Linked DNA regions of Homo sapiens: region 2 is linked to region 1. Evidence: read pairs that join two places in POLR2A ChIA-PET (ENCODE). Cell type or tissue: PC-9. All regions are shown on one strand. Links, peaks and the distances in the headings refer to the core of each region. The heading gives the core; the rest is flanking DNA.

Region 1 (8,040 bases), core at 1,294-6,293:
CAACATAGAACAGTTCTGTGTCCTCCCACAAAACAATCCTCTGAAACCAACTGGGTGTCCTAGAAGTCAATGTTATTTTGACACTAACTGTAGTTAGCACGGACCCCACAGATTAGGGGCTCAGTCCCACCAGGCTGCCCCCACAGCCAACTTCAGATGCCAACTGCAAAGAGTAGGTCCCGAGGTGACCCACAACTTCTGTCTGACTTGGCTACAGATCACCACAAGGGGTTGATGACCCCCTTCTCGGGTTCAATAATTTGGTAGCACAGCTCGCAGAACCCAGGAAAACAGTGCACTTATTGTTGCCAATTTATGACAAAGGGTATTTTAAAGGATAAAAATGAACAGCCAGATGAAGAGATACACAGGGCGAGGTGCAGAGGTGTCTTGAGAGCAGGAGCATCTGTCCTTGTGAAGCTGGGGTGCACCATGCTCCTGGGACATGGATGTGTTCTTGTTCACCAACCTGGAAGCTCTCTGAACTCCATAGTTTAAGGATTTGTATGGAGGCTTCATCACATAGCCATAGTCAATTACAAACTCAATGTCCGGCCCCTCTCCCCTTCCCGGAGGACCAGCGATGGGGTGGGCTGAAAGTCTTTGTGGTGACCAGCCTCCCTCCGGGAGCTCACCAAGAATCACCTCATTAGAACAGAAGACGCTCCTTTCACTAGGAGATTCTAAGGGAGTAAAAGTTCTATGTCAGAAACTGGGCTTAAAGACTAAACATTAGAACTAAGATGCTCCTAGCACCCTTATTACTCAGGGAATTACAAGGGTTTTAAGAACATTCAGAGATCATACATCTGAATTCACAGCAAGGTTGCTGAGATGTCATCAGGGTAGAGAAGGCCAGAAGCCAGGTCTAAATCTTGCTTTCTTGGTATCCTTGGATAAGTGACTTTCCCTCCCTGAACCTTGGCTGCCTCATCTATAAAATGGGGCTGACTTAAACCCTCTCCTGTTGTGAGACTTGGTGACAGTGTGTTAAGCCCAGCCTTGCTTGCAGGGGTACTCATAATGCAGTTTTGCTGCTCCTTCCCTTGAAACGTTCTTGGGAGGAGACCGCAGTCATTGGGTTTCTTTTTGTTGTTGTTGTTGTTTTTGCCAAAAAACAAAGCAGAAAGCTTAAGACGAGGTAGCAGTGCCTCAGCCCCAGCGCTCTCTCCTTCTTCCATTAGGACCAGGGTGGAAATAGGAAAAAAGATGGGTCCCTGGTTGGATCTCTGCCTAGCTTCCTCCCAGAGGGCTCTGGGATTCACTGCGGGTTGGAGGAAGGCAGTCCTGTGTCAAGGCATTACAAGTCCCCGCTAAGCGGGCAGAGGCTGTGCCCTGACCCCGCAAAGGAAGGAATGTCACGGGCCACTCCGTGTTTGTGTTACTGGGGCTTTGGAGGATCTGCAGCATTGTTACTCTAAGAGGCGTTGGCCTGAACCTGCTTGTCAGCTCTGGGAGGTTTGGGGCATTGTTACCCCAGGCATGGCAGGTTCCATTAATCACCTTCTTGTCAGTTTTGATCCTCTACCGAGAGAGCAAGAGCTCCTGCTTTGGGCTGAATCACCCCTTTTCAGAGAGAGAGAGAGAGAGAGAGAGAGCTGAGCCATCAGCTTGGGCAGGAGGGCCGGGCAGGGTCAGGGGTTAGCCTGAATCCCTGGCCTCGCAAGGCTGTTAGAACACTGGCAACGTGCCCTGGCTCTGTCCCTGCTGATACCCCTGCGGGAAGCACAGGCCCGCTTCTCTACCCCAGAAAACAAAGGCCCAGAAAGCCCTGACTCAGATTTCTCCTTTCTGATCTTGCTGAATCAGTGAAGGGGGTTCCAGGAGAACCTCATGCCTGTGCCACCCCACCCAGCCCCTGGCCTGGTATCATCCAGACCTTTGTGGCTGCTGTGGGCCAGAAAGCTGCTCCCAAGATGCCATCCACAGCAACCCTGGCCCCTTGGTGAGTGGGGCCTGGGAGTCTGCATTCAGGGTCCTCCATTGTCAGCCCTGGAATGGAGGACCTTCTATCCTGGCCTCACAGATGCCATCTGAGGTCCTTTTCTCCCAGCCTGAATGGGGAAGCTCCCTCTGGCAGGGTTCTTACATAGTCCCTGAGTTTCTCAGCCACATCTCAGGATCCTAAGCTGAGACCCTGGCCCTGGGTCCTGTGTCACATCCTCTTATGTGGCCTCTTGGCTGGGACAGACCTCATATGACTGGCGTACTAGAAAGGACCCTGCTCACATTATTACAGGGCCGTCTTCCTGGATGTGACTGTGCCCTAAAGCAGTCAGCGTAATGGAGTGATTCAACCCGAGGGCCAGACTGACCCAGGCATCTCAACCTCAACACTATTGATATTTTGGGTCTGATAATTCTTTGCTGTGGGGACAGTCCTGCACCTTATAGGATGTTTAGCAGCATACCTGGTGTTTAGCTATCAGTAGTGCCCCCAAGTTGTGACAACCAAAATGTTCCTAGACATTGTCAAACGTCCCCTGGAGAGCAAAGCAGCCTCTAGCTGAGGACCTCTGAACTTGTCTATGGGGACAGAAGTTGGAAGAGTGGTTACACCAGGGGTGTGGAGTCAGGTAATTGACTGGGAAAAGGTACAAGGACCTTTATGGAATGCTGGGAATGTCCTGGGTGGTGTTTACACAGGTCGTGCATACCCATGCGTGACATCAAGCTGGACACGTGATCTATACATTTTACTGTATGAAAAATGTACCTAAAAAATGCACCTTAGCGTCAGACAGAACCAGACTTGGATTTCAGTCCTGATTCTGCCCTTAAGGTTCATTTTCCTCATGTGTAAATGGGGGCAATAGTAGGACCCTCCTCCTGTGGCTGCTGTGAAGGTTAAATGAGATGATGAGTGTAAAGTAACTTCACCCAGTTCCTGCCTATGGTGAGGGCTCGGAGAATATTCGCTATGATAATGGACAGGGCCACTTCCTCTTTCCATGCCTGAGTTTCCACAGCTGTGTCTGATGGTCCCTAAGATCCCTTAAGGTCTCTGTCACTGTGACTTTTTCTGATGGCCTCGGAGCTATTTCTTTCTCAGTCTAAATACTTTCAAGGCAGGTGATTCTATCGAACCAAGCAAAGTTTGTCATCAGAGTTGCTGGGGCCCCTGGAGTAGATGAAGTGCTAAGAAGGATCCAGGACATCCCAGTCAGAAGTTTTAGGTATAGAAAAAAGGAAGGTCGAGGGCTACGGTGACCTTGCAAAGCACAGAGCCACTCTGCACCCACCACTTTCCTCGCAGAAGCTCCTGGCAGGCCTCCGCATCTCAGGTCCCGTTCTAATACTGGGTGGGGCTCAGAGCCTGCACAGTGAACTCCTTAAGTGGAGGTGAAACAGAATTCACTTGTCAAAAGGGCAGTCTCAGGCAGAATGCTGTCCCCTCTGAATCATTCTTTTTGTTAAGGATTAAAAAAAAAGCCACCCCCAAAAGGCACAACCCACCCTGGAGAGATCAGAGATAACTAAGCTTGTGGGAAACAGAAGTGTAGTTGGCACCAAGTCAGAGGGTGGGGAAGGGAGGAGAGAAGATAACCAGCCCCTATGGAGGTGTATAAAAGGTGTCCACTCTGGGGAAGAGCCACAGTCCTCGGCCCAGGCCAAGCAAGCTTCTATCTGCACCTGCTCTCAATCCTGCTCTCACCATGAGCCTCCGCCTGCAGAGCTCCTCTGCCAGCTATGGAGGTGGTTTCGGGGGTGGCTCTTGCCAGCTGGGAGGAGGCCGTGGTGTCTCTACCTGTTCAACTCGGTTTGTGTCCGGGGGATCAGCTGGGGGCTATGGAGGCGGCGTGAGCTGTGGTTTTGGTGGAGGGGCTGGTAGTGGCTTTGGAGGTGGCTATGGAGGTGGCCTTGGAGGTGGCTATGGAGGTGGCCTTGGAGGTGGCTTTGGTGGGGGTTTTGCTGGTGGCTTTGTTGACTTTGGTGCTTGTGATGGCGGCCTCCTCACTGGCAATGAGAAGATCACCATGCAGAACCTCAACGACCGCCTGGCTTCCTACCTGGAGAAGGTGCGCGCCCTGGAGGAGGCCAACGCTGACCTGGAGGTGAAGATCCGTGACTGGCACCTGAAGCAGAGCCCAGCTAGCCCTGAGCGGGACTACAGCCCCTACTACAAGACCATTGAAGAGCTCCGGGACAAGGTGAGCCCTTGGAAGCTGAGGAGGGGTCCTCCATGAAGGGCAGAGCCTCCAAGGCCAAGAAACACAGTGTTGTGGGGGACTAGGTGTGGACGGAATTCACAAACTTCTTGCAGGGGAAAAGCCTACTGTTTGACTACCAAGAGTCTCTACCTCTGATGGGCTTTCTCATGCCACAACTCCCCAAATGCATTTTCTCTCATTATTCATTTTTATGATTGTTATTACTCAGGTCAGTTTTTTTACTGCTTTCCAGACAGTTATGTTATTCATGACTCGATCTCTATAATCCTAACCTACTGAGTTATCTGGAAACATGACAGGTTTAAAAGCCATTAAGAATGCATGAAATCAACAGAGAAAGAGAGACGTGTTCATTCATTGCCCTGGGAATAATTGTTTACTTTGTAGGGGACCCATTCAAACTGGTATTCTCAACTGGCGATGGCCAAGTTGGGGGAGAGAGAGGCAGAGGCTTAGGCAGTGCCGAGCCTGGGTGCCCTTTGTTGAGCCCTGTCTGTTGTGCTGTGATACCAGCCTGTTGGAGCAGAAATCTACCAGCCTGGGCTGAGTCTCAGCCATGTGGAGCAGGCTTTCACTGCTTTGGAATATAAACGTTTAGACAAGAAATTCAAAGGGATGGGAATATTTGTTGGATTTCCCCTCCACTCAGCTGGGAAGTCAGCTCTAGCAAAGTGATTGTGAGATATGTGGCACCAAGCCGAGTCCCTCCTGACTTTCAGGGGATGGATCTCAAGACAGTGGCCTAGGGAGGGTGCTAGTCTGAGGCTGCCAAGACATGACGAACCAAAGATGTTCTCAGCAGGTCGTTCCTCAGAAATGCACTCCCTGCATCTCCCCCAGGGTGCTCAGACATGGAATATTAAAGTGTTAGAAACGATTGGAGGGGATGCAGCCCCACTCCTCACTTTACAGAAGAGCAATGGAGGCCCAGAGGGAAATGCCTTGTCCCAGCTCACAGGACAGTTTAGAGGTAGAGCCCCATGGGAACCAGGTCCTGCCCATGTTTTCCCAGGCCACCTCCTCAAGCACGTGGACCCCCCAGAGCAAGCTTGTCTAACCTGTGGCCGGTGGGCTGCATGTGGCCCAGGACAGCTTTGATTGAGGCCTAACACAAATTTGTAAGCTTTCTTAAAACATTGAGTTTTTTTTTATTTTTTATTTTTGCCAATTTCTTTTTAGCCCATCAGCTATCGTTAGTGTTAGCGTATTTGATGTGTTGCCCAAGACAATTCTTCTTCCAATGTGGCCCAGGGAAGCCAACAGACTGGACACCCATGCCCTAGAGGTTACCTTCTTCTGCATTTTGTAGATCCTGACCGCCACCATTGAAAACAACCGGGTCATCCTGGAGATTGACAATGCCAGGCTGGCTGCGGACGACTTCAGGCTCAAGTGAGTTTTTTTTTTCCCCCTCCCTCTCCTTTCCCAGGAGTCTCTTAGTTTAGACAAAAGCTCATCTGACCAATGACACTGGAGCATCCCAGGAGTGAAGGTCTGGAAGTACTGGAGTCTCGTGCAGGGGTAGGGAGAATGTCTCATATCATTTATGTCTTGCTTTTTCAAAAAACATTTCATTTTTTTACTATTTTAGGTATGAGAATGAGCTGGCCCTGCGCCAGAGCGTGGAGGCCGACATCAACGGCCTGCGCCGGGTGCTGGATGAGCTCACTCTGTCTAAGACTGACCTGGAGATGCAGATCGAGAGCCTGAATGAAGAGCTAGCCTACATGAAGAAGAACCATGAAGAGGTGAGCGGGAATTGCAGGCTGCCCTGGGCTCAACAACCTCCAGTGAGAAGGAGGAGCCCTCCCCTGCAACTGGACACAGTCCTCCACTGTGGGACCTGGAAACACTCTCCAGAACACTCTGCCAGCACTCAGAGCCAAGGAGAGGGAGGATGAGTAGCCTCACACATCTTCCTTTCCCATCCCCACAGGAGATGAAGGAATTTAGCAACCAGGTGGTCGGCCAGGTCAACGTGGAGATGGATGCCACCCCAGGCATTGACCTGACCCGCGTGCTGGCAGAGATGAGGGAGCAGTACGAGGCCATGGCAGAGAGGAACCGCCGGGATGCTGAGGAATGGTTCCACACCAAGGTACCCGGCCCTCCCACCCCACATAGCCCATCCCATATAGCCAGGGGGGCCGGGCGGACACAGCCTCTTGGTCAGGCTGCTCGAGCTGAGCTTCCCCACCACCTTCTTCCTGCTTGCATTTCAGAGTGCAGAGCTGAACAAGGAGGTGTCTACCAACACTGCCATGATTCAGACCAGCAAGACAGAGATCACGGAGCTCAGGCGCACGCTCCAAGGCCTGGAGATTGAGCTGCAGTCCCAGCTGAGCATGGTATGCCTGCAGCCTCCTGCCCGGTGGCGACCACCTCTAGGTTTCCCTCTGGCCTGGCTCCCTCTGTAACTTCTTGTCTGTCGCTCCACCAGAAAGCGGGGCTGGAGAACACGGTGGCAGAGACGGAGTGCCGCTATGCCCTGCAGCTGCAGCAGATCCAGGGACTCATCAGCAGCATCGAGGCCCAGCTGAGCGAGCTCCGCAGTGAGATGGAGTGCCAGAACCAAGAGTACAAGATGCTGCTGGACATCAAGACACGTCTGGAGCAGGAGATCGCCACCTACCGCAGCCTGCTCGAGGGCCAGGACGCCAAGTAGGTCCTCTCCAGCCTCTTTCTTAGGATAGTGACTGCAGGACCCGTGGGTGTCAGAGCAGGCAGGGCCTTAGAGATCCACCCCCTCATGTCAGAGAGGAGACCCCTCACTGTCTGACTTTACGGGGACATTTCCTTGGTAGGCTGCAGGGTTAACACCTTTAAACTTTCTAATTTGGGCCTCCAAGTTAGACTGGAGGGAACAGAGACCATGGAGGGAACATCTGATATTGGAAAAACATGAGCTTGGATACAGCTCAGCTGAACAAAGCTATTACTATGGTGCTTTAACTGCCTTTAGACCCTTTGCAGAAATCAAGCCACCCCTGTGGGCTCAGGGCTCAGGTGGAGGGTTGCGGGTTTGGGCGATCCAGAGGGAAGACAAACACCCTGAATCTTGTGGCTAATAATATCTCCCCTTGAGACCTCTCAGACAGACAGACAGGAAAGACAGACAGTCCCAGTGGGCACCTGATGCTGCTGTCCCTTGAGCTGGGGGCACAGCTAGGAGGCACTAGAGTCCAGCCCAGGGGCTTGAAATGATAAGCCGAGGCACTTCCCCAGAGGAACAGGTAAGCACCTGCCCTCAGTTACCCTCTGCTCATGGCCACCTCTGTCCTCTCTCCCAGGATGATTGGTTTCCCTTCCTCAGCAGGTAAGGGAACAGCCCCGTGGTGTAGGGGGAGGCAGAGTTAGCCTCCCATTCACTGCCCCAATGGGGGTGGGAGCTGGCGGGGAGGGAGGGAGCCAGTGCTGGGCTCTCCAGTGTAGGGAGGGGGAGAGCTGGGGTGGAAGTGGTCATTCGCTCACTGATTTTCCTTTTGAAACTGATGGCTCTGCCCCACAGAGCTATTTGGCTGTCTTGGGAAGAGCCATCTTTGGGGACAATAAAGAGTCTCCATCCACGCACCACCTGACTAATGAGGAGTTTGTGAGCCCTCCAGGGGGGCCCTGCCCTGTCCTGAGGTGGGTCTTCTCCAGCCTGAGCATGTCTTGTCTCTTGTTTCCCAGGAAGCGTCAGCCCCCGTAGCACCTCTGTTACCACGACTTCTAGTGCCTCTGTTACCACCACCTCTAATGCCTCTGGTCGCCGCACTTCTGATGTCCGTAGGCCTTAAATCTGCCTGGCGTCCCCTCCCTCTGTCTTCAGCACCCAGAGGAGGAGAGAGCCGGCAGTTCCCTGCAGGAGAGAGGAGGGGCTGCTGGA
Region 2 (5,000 bases), core at 1-5,000, 110 kb before region 1:
CACAGGAAACGCCTCCTCCTCCTCCTCTGTCAACTCAGATCCTCTGAGGCCCTGCTGGTGCCTCTCTCTGCTAGGACCCTTTCAGGGATCAAGGCCAGGAGGGCAGCCCCCTCCTCTACTGCTGAGGCTCAGCGGGGCAATGCCTACCCCAGCTGCCTCCTGTGGTGTGGGCATGGCAGGCAAGCCCAGCACCCCAGGGTTTCTAGCCAGGTTCTGTATTTTCCAGCATTAGTTTTCCCTCCAGGGTCAAATGATAAGTTCTTCTAAGGTCAGAGACTATGTCATCATCTCCCTCTTCACCCCCAGCCCCCGAGAGCTGTACACACAGCAGGTGCGTGATCTATGGAGTTGGCTGAGCAGTTTGGCGCGTTGGTCAGCAACTTCCTGCAGCTTCTCAGCCCATGCAGATCCCCAGGTCTGCAGTGCTGGGCTTGTGTATAATCCCGCCCTGACACCTCCTGGAATGGGGAACTTGGTGGGGGGCAGTGAGCCAATGAGAAAGGGGTGTGTGTGCATGCACACACGATGGGGGCAGAGAGTGAAGAGTTCTCAGAGACTCTACTACGAGAGTCGGTGTGAATCCTGGCTTGGGAGTTAGAGCTGGCTCGAGTCTCTGCTCTCTCACTTTTGTGCTGCTTAACCTGGATAAGGCTTTCGCTCTCTCCAGTTGGGGTATTAATAGCCTTTGGTGACCTTGAAGACCATTTTCAGTTCTGAGGGTGATGGGTCTGTGGATGGACCAGAACTCCAGGCCCAACCTGACACCTGAACACTGAGGTTTTTGTCCAAGATTCCGGGGTCCCCTTTGCCCCTTTTTGGGGTAGGGGTGAGGAGTGTCAGGTTCCCTCTCCCAGGTTTGACTCTGAAGGGATGTGCATCCGTTCTGCTCTTACCTCTGGGATGAATGACCAGGGGAGATGTAGCAGTGACAAAACCCTGGTTCTGCTGAGACAAGGAATTGCCTGCCCCAGTGGAGCTCAGGCAGAAGCAGGCTGTCTCTGGGCTCCTCACCTCAACAGAGACACTGCAGAGCAAGGCCAGTGGCCAGCACCGAGGGATGCCCCACAGCACCCTGAGGAGGCCCCGTCTTGGTGCCCAGACCCCTCCATCCTCCCTCCAGTCCTCGGTGCTGGACCAGGCTCTCAGGCCAAGGCCATGCCCACCATGGGCAGACCTCCTGCCAGTGATCGTGGGGAGGTGGGTGAGAGTTGGGTATACTGGCCCCGCCTGCAGGCATGGTGGGAGCCTGGAGAGGGCCAGAGTTCTGGGTTCTAGTTGCAGCTCTGCAGCTTAAAGCAGAGTGACTTTGAGTGAATCTCTACGCTCACAGAACTGTATGGCACACACTGGGCTCTCCATGCATGCCTGAGTGGGCCCATAACCAGTGCTCTCCCCCAGCTCAGCTGGATGAATGGAGCTGCCAGGCCTAGCCTGGGATCTGTGGACACAGGAGAGAGAACTGCTGGGAACGGATCCCCGGCTAGTCCTGTTTCTACAGGGTAGGGGGGGACTCTGAGGCCCAGGTGGGGTCAGGGGTCATACCTGGCTGTAGTGGCAGGATGGGGCTCCCTCCCACCAGCCTGCAGGTGGGGTGCCTGTGATTAGGAGAGGGCGGTAGAGGAGTGGCAGAGCTAGGTGTGGGGCTGTGGTGTTCTTCAGCTGGGAGTGTGGGGGGCGCAGGGCCCTGCTTAGGGGTGCGGGATGGTGCCAGTGTGTAGAGGTGAGTGTGAGGAGCAGGTGGCTGGAGGGGCAGGATGGGGAGGCTGAGGGGCAGGGCTGGCCCTCGGGGAAGGGCCGGTGGGGTCCTTCGCGCATGTTTCTTTGTGGCTAGTGGTGTGTCATCCCCTTTTACAGATGAGAAAACTGAGGACCAAGGGGCTATAGGACCAGCCTGTGCTGTACAGTTGGTAAGGGCAGAGCAGGGACTCAGTGCCGCCTGTCTAGCTCCATGGCCAGTGCTGTTTGTATGGTGCACACACTTCTGGAGATCCCGGGGGCTCAAGGCAGCCTCTGGAACTGGAATTAGATCCAAGAGGGGAAAGAGAGTTATAGGATTTTTAGAACAGAAGGGACTCTGCAGTCACCCAGTCCAGCCTGGTCACTGAGGGGAAACAGGCCCAGAGGTGGGAGGTGGGGAGCCTCAGGCCACACAGCAAGCAGAGTGAAGACAGGAACTCTGCCCCTGCCCAGAGTGGGACATGTGGGATCCCCACAACTGCTCCCCAAGACAGCCCAGGATGGCATCACTGAGCTCTCTTTCAGCCAAGGCTGTCACTGTGGGGCAGGGAGTTCTTCTGAAGGGCTGACTCACTGCCTGGGGACGCAGTTGCCACAAAGCCACCTGTGCCAAGGCCCGACTGGCCCCGAGGGCTCCAGGAAAGGGAGCCTGATTCCCCACCGCCTAGCCTGAGTCACCACCGAACTCGCATTTCTGTGTTTTTCTCTCGGCCCCACACCCCCAAAGCTGGGTGGGAACTCTGAGCCGGCACACAGCAGAGTTGATCCTGGGCTGAATAATCCAGAGTGAGGAGTTGGACGGGACCGGGAGTGATGAAATCCAGAGGGGAACCTGGAGTCAGCAGTTAGGAGGGCCCCGCCTTCCCCAGCTGCATATAAAGGTCTCTGGGGTTGGAGGCAGCCACAGCACGCTCTCAGCCTTCCTGAGCACCTTTCCTTCTTTCAGCCAACTGCTCACTCGCTCACCTCCCTCCTTGGCACCATGACCACCTGCAGCCGCCAGTTCACCTCCTCCAGCTCCATGAAGGGCTCCTGCGGCATCGGAGGCGGCATCGGGGGCGGCTCCAGCCGCATCTCCTCCGTCCTGGCCGGAGGGTCCTGCCGTGCCCCCAGCACCTACGGGGGCGGCCTGTCTGTCTCCTCTCGCTTCTCCTCTGGGGGAGCCTGCGGGCTGGGGGGCGGCTATGGCGGTGGCTTCAGCAGCAGCAGCAGCTTTGGTAGTGGCTTCGGGGGAGGATATGGTGGTGGCCTTGGTGCTGGCTTCGGTGGTGGCTTGGGTGCTGGCTTTGGTGGTGGTTTTGCTGGTGGTGATGGGCTTCTGGTGGGCAGTGAGAAGGTGACCATGCAGAACCTCAATGACCGCCTGGCCTCCTACCTGGACAAGGTGCGTGCTCTGGAGGAGGCCAACGCCGACCTGGAAGTGAAGATCCGTGACTGGTACCAGAGGCAGCGGCCCAGTGAGATCAAAGACTACAGTCCCTACTTCAAGACCATCGAGGACCTGAGGAACAAGGTGGGTGACTTTGGTGTATGGAGCACTGAGAGAGGCTGGGGCTACAGTGGCCCTTGGGATACCTCTTTTTAGCAATTACACTTTACAAACAGGGAGACTGGGCACCTTTGGGGAGTGGCCAGGATCACCCAGGGAAGTGGTAGCAGAGGGTCCCTTTTCAGTATCTCTGTGCCCGGACTGGGGCTGTTACCCTAAATCTCTTATTTCCTTCAAGGGTTCAGCTGCAAGTTCAGCTTCCCTGCCTTGGGCCCAGGAAGGGGGTGATCGGGATGGAGTGCATCCCTACGTAGCCTGAGCTGGTGGAGAAGGCATGCCAGCCCTGCCAGCCAGAAGACTTCCAGATTTGGGGCGGTTCCTTTTGCCCCTTTCTGCCTTTCATGCTCAAGTAGTAAGGTCCTTGGCTGACCAGGGCTCCTGTCCTCCATCCCCACTCCAGATCATTGCGGCCACCATTGAGAATGCGCAGCCCATTTTGCAGATTGACAATGCCAGGCTGGCAGCCGATGACTTCAGGACCAAGTGAGCAGCCAGCATGGTGGGCTGGGGGCAGAGGGCAAGGGACAAAGAGTGGGGCGGTCCACCCAGCAGGGCCAGCAGACCCCGAGCCTCAGAATCCTCAGGGCTGCAGCCTGAGGACCTGACCTCTGTCCTGCCAGGTATGAGCATGAACTGGCCCTGCGGCAGACTGTGGAGGCCGACGTCAATGGCCTGCGCCGGGTGTTGGATGAGCTGACCCTGGCCAGGACTGACCTGGAGATGCAGATCGAAGGCCTGAAGGAGGAGCTGGCCTACCTGAGGAAGAACCACGAGGAGGTACGGTCGCTGCTGGCTTCCGGGGTGGGAGGCTGGTTTGGTGGGGTTGCCAGATGCACCCAGGGCCAGGAGAGAAGTCTGCTGAACTGACCGCCTCCTGCCATCCCTTCCCAGGAGATGCTTGCTCTGAGAGGTCAGACCGGCGGAGATGTGAACGTGGAGATGGATGCTGCACCTGGCGTGGACCTGAGCCGCATCCTGAATGAGATGCGTGACCAGTACGAGCAGATGGCAGAGAAAAACCGCAGAGACGCTGAGACCTGGTTCCTGAGCAAGGTGGGGCTCGGGCCCGCAGTGAGCCTGCAGCACTTCCCAGCTGGGGGCTTTGGGAGAGCCTCACCTTTCACTCTGCTTTCCTGCCTCAGACCGAGGAGCTGAACAAAGAAGTGGCCTCCAACAGCGAACTGGTACAGAGCAGCCGCAGTGAGGTGACGGAGCTCCGGAGGGTGCTCCAGGGCCTGGAGATTGAGCTGCAGTCCCAGCTCAGCATGGTATGAAGGACCCAGCACAGCAGCAGCCCCCAAGTCACCAGTAATGGCCACCACCCCCTCAAAAAGCCACAGTCTAGTTCCACCTTTCTTTTCTCAGGATGGGACCAGGGGACTCATGGGACCGTTATATAGATAGAGAAACTAAGCCCTAGAATAGTGGGCTAGCTTTTCTCCATATTGTCTGGCCCATCAGTACCCCAACTGGGATCAAAATCCAGGCATCTCTCAAAAAACATGCCCAGAGACCTGGAGGAACAGGAGTGACCACCTCCATGGACTCTTTTTCTCTCTCTCACTTGCAGAAAGCATCCCTGGAGAACAGCCTGGAGGAGACCAAAGGCCGCTACTGCATGCAGCTGTCCCAGATCCAGGGACTGATTGGCAGTGTGGAGGAGCAGCTGGCCCAGCTACGCTGTGAGATGGAGCAGCAGAGCCAGGAGTACCAG

What was found. ChIA-PET counts read pairs that join two places held together with the same protein. Peaks named below come from ENCODE experiments on the same cell type or tissue, not always from the same donor. Only the 100,000 strongest peaks of a DNase experiment are listed, where the experiment ranks them.
Region 2: POLR2A ChIA-PET joins it to region 1 with 7 read pairs; 2 of 35 experiments call an interaction of 5 or more read pairs at or near these places.

The regions. Positions count from the first base shown.
Region 1 is chr17:41,501,167-41,509,206 of GRCh38, reverse strand. It overlaps KRT13 (keratin 13), which reads left to right and starts at 3,595. Exons shown (of 8, transcript NM_153490.3): 1 at 3,595-4,151; 2 at 5,482-5,564; 3 at 5,764-5,920; 4 at 6,109-6,270; 5 at 6,395-6,520; 6 at 6,613-6,833; 7 at 7,463-7,488; 8 at 7,845-8,040. The coding sequence starts at 3,657. The coding sequence ends at 7,951. In PC-9, for the core only: no CTCF peak of the experiment used is centred there; DNase peaks (open chromatin) are centred at 1,506, 2,616 and 3,436; H3K4me3 peaks cover 3,158 bases; H3K27ac peaks cover 4,276 bases.
Region 2 is chr17:41,610,408-41,615,407 of GRCh38, reverse strand. KRT16 (keratin 16) reads left to right here and starts at 2,641. Exons shown (of 8, transcript NM_005557.4): 1 at 2,641-3,250; 2 at 3,687-3,769; 3 at 3,907-4,063; 4 at 4,178-4,339; 5 at 4,429-4,554; 6 at 4,857-5,000. The coding sequence starts at 2,720. RefSeq lists an enhancer at 1,062-1,610. In PC-9, for the core only: no CTCF peak of the experiment used is centred there; a DNase peak (open chromatin) is centred at 2,437; H3K4me3 peaks cover 1,253 bases; H3K27ac peaks cover 1,816 bases.